Linked DNA regions of Homo sapiens: region 2 is linked to region 1. The links are chromatin contacts, found by Hi-C in ENCODE. All regions are on one chromosome and are shown on one strand. Each heading gives the region's core, a stretch centred on a gene start or an enhancer-like site at or near the end of the contact. The rest is flanking DNA. Distances are from core to core; before and after follow the strand shown. Region 1 holds the start of KATNAL1 (katanin catalytic subunit A1 like 1). Region 2 holds the start of SPART-AS1 (SPART antisense RNA 1).

Region 1 (3,737 bases), core at 556-3,055:
AAGCTGCTTAATATTTATTGAGCAGCTACACTGTGGACTGAATCAAATAGAATATGAGGATACATATGTGAAAAAATATTATTTTAATAGCTGGCTCCAGAGTTCCTCTTGGGAAGTTACTTTGTGTAGGAAAAAACTTTGGTAAACAGTTTAGGAATGGCAGGTAGCTATGAAGGCACAGATTAGGAGATGGAAATAAAAGTATTGTATAAAGAGAGGAGAGGAGGGGAGAGATGGGACCAGAAAGATGGTACAATAGTGGGAGGTTACAGGTTATGATGAAAAAATGGGGGTAGGTGGTAGGTGGATAAAAATATCATGGGAGGAACTGAAGGACTTTTAAGAGCAGGGATTTCTAATTTTAGGTTTTTTGCATCCTTAATTTAAAACCACTTATCTGCTCCAAACCTTCTAAAGAGTTGGCTATAGAAACAACCAAAGAAAAGGGGCTGATTTCGAAATTATGTGTCAGCAGGAGTAGAGAGAGGAGAGTTGTAAGAGGTGATATGTGGAGAGGTCTAAGTGTTCAGGAAAAGCAAGAACTGAGAGCCAGAAGTGACGGTGCAATCCTTGAGAGGACATTGGCCGTGGGGAACACCACAAGGTGGATAAGGGACTCAGTCAAGTTCAAGAAAATCTCTGTGGTAGGATGACTCAGCTGGATTACAGGAGCCATTTTTGTTATTTTCAACCATAATTTTTCAGGAGATATTCATTACTAGAAAATGACAAGGTCACGAATTCACTCCCCTTCCTCTTTTTTTCTATTAAATTTCTGGGCCTCAGTTTTCCCATCTATAAAATCTAGAGATTGGGCCTAGAATATCTCTGTAGTTTCCATTAGAGTCTATAGCTCTAATAATAATAACAACACATTTTTATGTTCTCTTTTGAGGTAAATTTACATGCAGTGAAATGTACAAATCTTAAATGTCCCATTCCAAGAGTTTTGACAAGTGCATATACTTCTGTAACCGAAACTCTTAGCTATAGAATTTTTTCATCACTACAAAAAATTCTCTCAAACTCCTCCCCGACAGCCAACCACTATTCTGACTTTTATCACTATTGATTAAATAATTAATATTTAATAGCTATTGTTAAATGCTAAGCTTTGTTTTATAGAGCTTCATCAGTATTAATGCGTGTATTTCTTACAAGAGTTGCAAGATGGATATCTCCATTTTTGCAGATCAAAACGTTAAGAGGTGAGAAAGGCGCCTCTGGTCATCAGCTACCAAGCACAGGGGCAGGACGTGAACTAAGAATTCGTTTTAGAAGCCCACGCTCTTAACCTGTTTATCCTAGAGTCCACAAACGATTGCCAAGAAACAGCATAAATCCAAATTCAGTCGAAAGCAATGCCATTTGCAAATTCTAAAACCTCCTGAATAATCCTAAAGGCCATATGCATTCCATCTTATCGAAGGATTCCCTTCTATCCCCCTCCCCAGAGAATGGAGAAAGGGGGTGCGAAAGACTTCAATTCGGTTTGACTGGAGAAAAACACAGAGGTGGCGTAGGATCCACACATCCCTTGGGGGCAGACCCAGCGGCGGACGCCTGGACAGGCGGCGGGAAAGGCGCTGCGACGCCCCGGGTGCCCCCTCCTTCGACGCCACTGGCATCACCTCCGAAAGCAGCAGGCACGAAGGTGCCCTGCCACGGGGGCTGGACGCAGTGGAGGCAGGCTCATCAAGCACGACCAGAGCTCAGTCGGCCACACGTCCTCCTCAATGTCACTGTCTCCCTGCTCTCCCACCCCGCGCCGCTGCACCTCCCTCCCCCCGGCAACCTGGGCGGGAGTCCCAAGCTCCGCCCCAGAGCGGACTCACAGCCCCCGCGCTCCCTCCCGCGCTGCGCCCACCGCGCGGCCGCGGCTGCCATGGCAACACTACGCCGCCGCCGCCTTTTCACGCACGTCGCGAGCTAACGGACTCGGCGGCGGCGGCGGCGGCGGCCTGCGCCCCACCCGCACCCCATCTGGACCGCATCGCTGAATGTGCCCGGACCTGCGCCTTCTGGGTAATGAATCCGAGAGAAAGGGGCGAGGGCGAGACAGCAGGTGGTGGAGGGCTCTAGCCAACAGCCCCTCTCGGCCTCCCACTGCCGGAGACGCCAGGGCAGTGGGCTGCGGGGTTCCTCGGGCGCTGGCTCCCGTGCGGGGACGGGGAGGGGCGCGGGAGCGCCAGGCTCGCGGTGCATCATGGGAATTGTAGTTCAGCGACTCCTCGGGCTCGCGGTCTTGGTGGGGTAGCTCGGACTGGCGAACTACAAAGCCCGGCGGCCCCGACCGCCGGGAAAGACCGATAAACTTTGAGCGGACCGGGACAGAAAAAAAAATCTCTCTTTGTCTTGAGGGGGCTGTTGAGTGGTCGCGGACCTGGGCTCTGTGCGTTGGGAAAGGGAAGTGGAGGTGAGCCTCGGGCTTCCCGCCCTGTAGCTGGGCCCGCCCCAGTTGCAGCGCTCAGCCCCACCCCGGCTGGGCCACCGCCCTGCACAGTCTCAGGGATGAGCAGCCGCCCAAGCTGCAGGGCCTCGGGTCTTCGGCGCCTCTGACCCTCGCAGGTTGCTGCCTTTCGGTGCAGAACCGTATGTATGTCACACATTGGATGTGAGACCTGAGAAACCGTGTTTTAACAGGTTTTTCTCCTTTCCTGGATACGTTTATTTCTGGGTTAGTCATGTTTGTTTTAAAGTAGCTCAGAGGTGTTTGCATATTAAACCCATCAATTGGTAATTACTCAAAGGGCAGTAATGTTTAAAGGTTAAGTGTGGAAATAGATAAAAAGATGTCATTGCGATTATATGGTGGTATCTGGCATTTTTAACTTTTTGCATTTTTGAATTTTATTTCTTGAGGTTCAAGGTTGTGAAATGAGTGCTCCACCCCACCCCCCCCTTGCCAGCCTGAACACTGCCTACACATATTTTGATTAGTTCAGCTTTAAATTACTAGTAACTTTTAAAAACAGACTTTTTTAGCAGTAGGCAGCAATAATTCTTTGATTATTCCAGTGTTATTCAGAATTTCTCAGCATGTTTTCGGAAGGAAAAATACCATGTTTTAATTATTTAGTTAATTCTTTATATATTTTTTATGTTCAGGAGTACACTTGAGTCCTTAGAGTTGACTCAAAGACTTGCTGGTAAAGGAAGCTGACACAGATTTACGAAACCTTCCTTGACGACCCTTTAAAATTTTTTAATAGGTAGATAACCATCCTAGAAATTTGCTGCTTTATGGAGTAAGTTGGAGAATTGTTGATATTATTGTGAGTTTGTGTGTGTGTGTGTTTAAAAACAAAAAGACCACAAATCCTATAAAACTTTCTCTTAATTAAAATGAAGTTGACCTGTGTAAATTTTACTTGAGGTTGCAATTTTGTACAAGGAGGAGATGGAAAGTAGGTTTAGTAAGACAGGTAGAAAACAAAATTGAGGCCTTATGTGATACAACATAAGGTTTGAAGTATTTTATTTATTCATTCAAAATGTGTTAGGAACCTATGTGCCAGGCATTATGCCAGGTGGTGAGAATAAAGAGATGAAAAAAGATAGTCTGTATCCTGCATGGGCAGTCTTGTCATCACAGTAGTGTGGTAGAGATAAGTGCAAGTTGCTCTAGGAGCCCAGAGGAAATAATCACATAACAGTAACATTTATTGAATATGTCAGGTGCTGTGAGGAGTATTTTGCATGCAACTCCTTACTTAATCCTCAAAACAGTTGGTGAA
Region 2 (3,739 bases), core at 82-2,581, 6.0 Mb before region 1:
AACTATTTAAGTCAGATGAGAAATTGTGATGGTCAATCCAAAAACGTGGAAGTGAGAATACAGTCATAGTCTTTGGGGACTCCTTTGGGGGTATAAGAGCAAAATCATTTTGAAACCACTGTATTAATATATTCCTAATAGGTTTTGCTTTTTGGGATGACTGACTGCTACCTTTCTGAGATTTGAGGGAGTCACTTAACTGGTCCTAAGGCCAGGCGCGGTGACTCACGCCTGTAATCCCAGCACTTTGGGAAACTGAGGCAGGTGGATCGCTTGAGGTCAGGAATTCGAGACCAGCCTGGCTAACTTGAGGTCAAGCTTTCAAGACCAGCTTGGCCAATATGGTGAAACCCCGTCTCTACTAAAAATACAAAAATTAGACGGGAGTGGTGGTGCACAGCTGTAATTCCAGCTTCTCTGGAGGCTGAGGCATGAGAGTCGCTTGAACCTGGGAAGCAGAGGTTGCAGTGAGCCGAGATCATGCCACTGCACTCCAGCCTGGGCAACATAGTAAGACTCTGTCTCAAAACAAAACAAAAACACAACAACAACAAAACTGGTTCTAAATGCTCCGGGCAAGTACATACTGCTTTTTCTTTTTTCTGTTTTTTTTTCCCTAAGGCAGCCCTATTGAAGAGTCTGTCATCTACAATATTTTACTAATTTAAAAACACTTGTCAAGAAGGGTAAAGTATGTTCATCTTGATTTTACTCTTTGTATCCCGGAATCAGGAACTAACAGTTTTATGATAGTGATATAGACTTTACACACACACCAAGACTTAAAACACGTGGTGCAGGCGGGCTTTTGGAAATTAACTGTGCTCTGGATACAGAAGTCACAAAGCTCAGGCTGCAGAGACATTGAGGGGATAATCAGCCTTTATTGTCTCTCGTGCACTGTGCCCAGCGCTCCCTCTAGCGGCTACAAGCGCTCACTGCCCACACTCTCTACTAGGCTCTCCGGAGGCCTCGGTTTCGCTGGAGAGAAAGAGATTGCGCAGGCGCCGAGCAGCCGACGTGGCCGCAGGGGACCGTGCCTGGGGGGGTCTGCGCGGGGCCGCTGACTCGCGAGGTTCTCTGTCGCCTGCCGCCCTCGCTCCTTTTCTCCCCTTCTAGAGTGTTACGGTGACTCTTGGGTCCGAAGGGGACGGACGTCCTCCCACGTACCATTTAGAAGGTCAGAGTGGGCAGAACCTAGTCTGAGCAGGCCGGTGATGAATCCGCTGGCAAGACGCGCGCGTGGGTACTCACGTGACCTAGGCTGCGGCGGCGGCGTGCTGCGGGCTCTGTGGCGGGAGCGAGGCCGACGGGCGGGGCCGCGCGGCCGCGTGACGCGAAGCGTTCGAGAGCGCGCGTCGTGGAACGTCTTGGTTGCCACGGCAAGCGCGCGCGCGAGGCCTTGGGAACCTCGGGACCGGCCCCCGGCGAGCGCAGCGGCGCCCAGTGTAAGGGAGTGGGAGCTGGTCCGTGCCGCGGCGGCCGCGCAGGGAGCTCTCGAGGCAACGCCGGGGCGCCCGAGGTCTGGAAGGCGCAGGTGGGGCGCGGGGGAGTTCACCCCTGCGCGGTCCCTTGGGTGGGCGGGGTGGGCGCCCCAGGCCCCGCGGACTCGGCTGGGAGGCTGAGCGGGCGACGGTCACGGGACAAGGGTGGAGGGGGTGGGGACCTCATCCGAGTCTCAGAGATGGAATTTTCGAGGAAGGGAGCGATTTCGAGAGAGAATAGTTTGAGAAGTTGTTCTCAGTCCCTTCTCTCGCGGGAGTGTGGTATTTAGGGAAGCTTCGGCCTCTTAACCCATGGACTGTTAGGATGGAGGGAATCCTTCCCGCTCGATTCCTATCGCGGAGTCCTTTCGGAGCATCGCTATTGATCATTCTCGCCGCCCCAACCCCGTTGTTTACTTTGGCTTCGCAGATCTCTGTGGTCTTTTGCCCTCCCGCAGCGCCCATGGCCCCGTCAAGGTTGGGCAGCCTTTCTCTGCAAGAAGGCCCACGAACAACTGCGGTTATATTGGGATGGATTGCGCGTGATTTTACTCTTTACAATACATTCTTTCATGCTTCCTAGGGATTGAGCTGCGCGGCGGATCCCTCCGACTTAATTCTGGGCCTGAGAAAAGTTTCTCTTGGAATGCGCAGTTTCGTGACGCAGCATTATTGCGTGACTCTAGGGCTGACCCAGTTTTTCACTTTCTAATTGTAAGGAAGTGCGCTAGTAGTCCACCGAGGATCCTCGAGGTTGGCCTTATTGTATCATAATTTAACGAATTTGCGTTCCAGGTTGTTACAGCCTTTGAAATAATGGCCTCATATTTAAGAATGTAGCAATTTTTCTTTGAAATTTCCGAAAGTGGGGAAAAAAGTAATAGAAGACTGCACCTATATGGAATTATTTTCTGATTCGCAGTTCTTTATAATCGTAGACTTAATTTGGTGGCTTTATTGGACCTGTTTGAAACAGGAAGCCTTTCTGTAATGTGGTTTCGGGTCGGCTTCACCTCTGGCACTCTCTGAAACGTCGTTGTCTATGGTTTCCCTAAGAAGCTAGAATGAGCGGGATGCTACGGAGGGAGGTGTATACAGGTGTTAGACAAAGCCCCCTCCGCTTTTTTGGTAAAGGGCCAAATAGGCATTAGATCAACTTGTGCTAGCTCTAAGGAGTTAAATGCGGTATTATTAAAGACTGCTTGTAATGTTGACTGTTAAGTGAGAGTGTTACTTCTTTCAGTGTTTATGGAATCGAACTAAATTGCTAGGTATTTTAATGCAGAATTTTACCTTTTCTCGGGTATTTTTTAAGACATACACAGACATACATGTAGTTATGTTGAAATAAATGTGTTTTATTAGAACGTTAAAAAATTAGAATTTAGGTGAACTACTGGTATCGGAACAGATTTTGGTTTGTTGTTGAAGACTGTACACTGGTGTAGGTACTGTTTAATACATCAGATTGTCATTTCAAAGACTTTGTCTTCTTAACTTTGAAAATTAAATAATGTGAAATAATGTGATAATGGTTTTTATCTTTTCAGGACACTTGATTGACACTTAATTGTGCTTAGGAATAGAATAGGCTTTTTTTTAAGTCACCATCCTCCAATCCTTATTTCTGTAAAATGTATTTTCTGAGACCGCTGAGGATATAGCAAATCCCAGTCACAAAATAAAAATGTGATATTTTAATATAAACCTTTTTCTTTCTGTGTTGAGATTCCCCAGAGATTAGACTGAAATTGACCATTAGACTTATATATAACCTCTAGATACCCAGGCTCTTCTCTCGTGTATCCTTTTTTTCTCTTTAAGATGGAGATGTAGCAAGGAAGGTTATTAAGCAATCCTGTGGAATTAGCCCTCCCACTCCACCCCTACACACAGGCACACTCTTCTTTCTCAGTAGCCATCTTGTTCCCTCCATTGACACATTATTAGGAAATCTTTCATCACACCGTATGTAAAATAAGCTTAGAAATAAACGTATACCCAAGGTAAATATTGCTTCTAGCTATATTCCTTCATTATGCCTCGCTTCTACTTTCAAATGCTACCTATTGAAGATTTAAGCCACATGACTTTCTACGACGGGACACTCTGGGTTTTCTTCACCCCTCCCTCACTCTGCTGACTTGTAAACATAGTAGGACTTTTAGATTTGGAATCAAACACATCTCATCTAATTTTCATTTTCATTTTTCTTTTCTTTCTTTCTTTTTTTTTTTTTTTTAAAGAGACAAGGT

The links. A loop is a pair of places that touch in the nucleus more often than their neighbours do. Pooled maps may share reads with other maps.
Region 2: a loop to region 1 is called in a pooled map, with 2.3 times the contacts of the local background. The contact joins the promoter of SPART-AS1 here to the promoter of KATNAL1 in region 1. A Hi-C loop is called at or near these places in 2 of 50 pooled maps.

What each region holds. Positions count from the first base shown.
Region 1 is chr13:30,305,619-30,309,355 of GRCh38, reverse strand. It overlaps KATNAL1 (katanin catalytic subunit A1 like 1), which reads left to right and starts at 1,805. Exons shown (of 11, transcript NM_032116.5): 1 at 1,805-2,025. RefSeq lists silencers at 1,801-2,030, 2,061-2,170.
Region 2 is chr13:36,344,023-36,347,761 of GRCh38, reverse strand. It overlaps SPART-AS1 (SPART antisense RNA 1), which reads right to left and starts at 1,331. Exons shown (of 5, transcript NR_045181.1): 1 at 1,255-1,331. It overlaps SPART (spartin), which reads left to right and starts at 1,368. Exons shown (of 9, transcript NM_015087.5): 1 at 1,368-1,537. RefSeq lists a silencer at 1,470-1,519.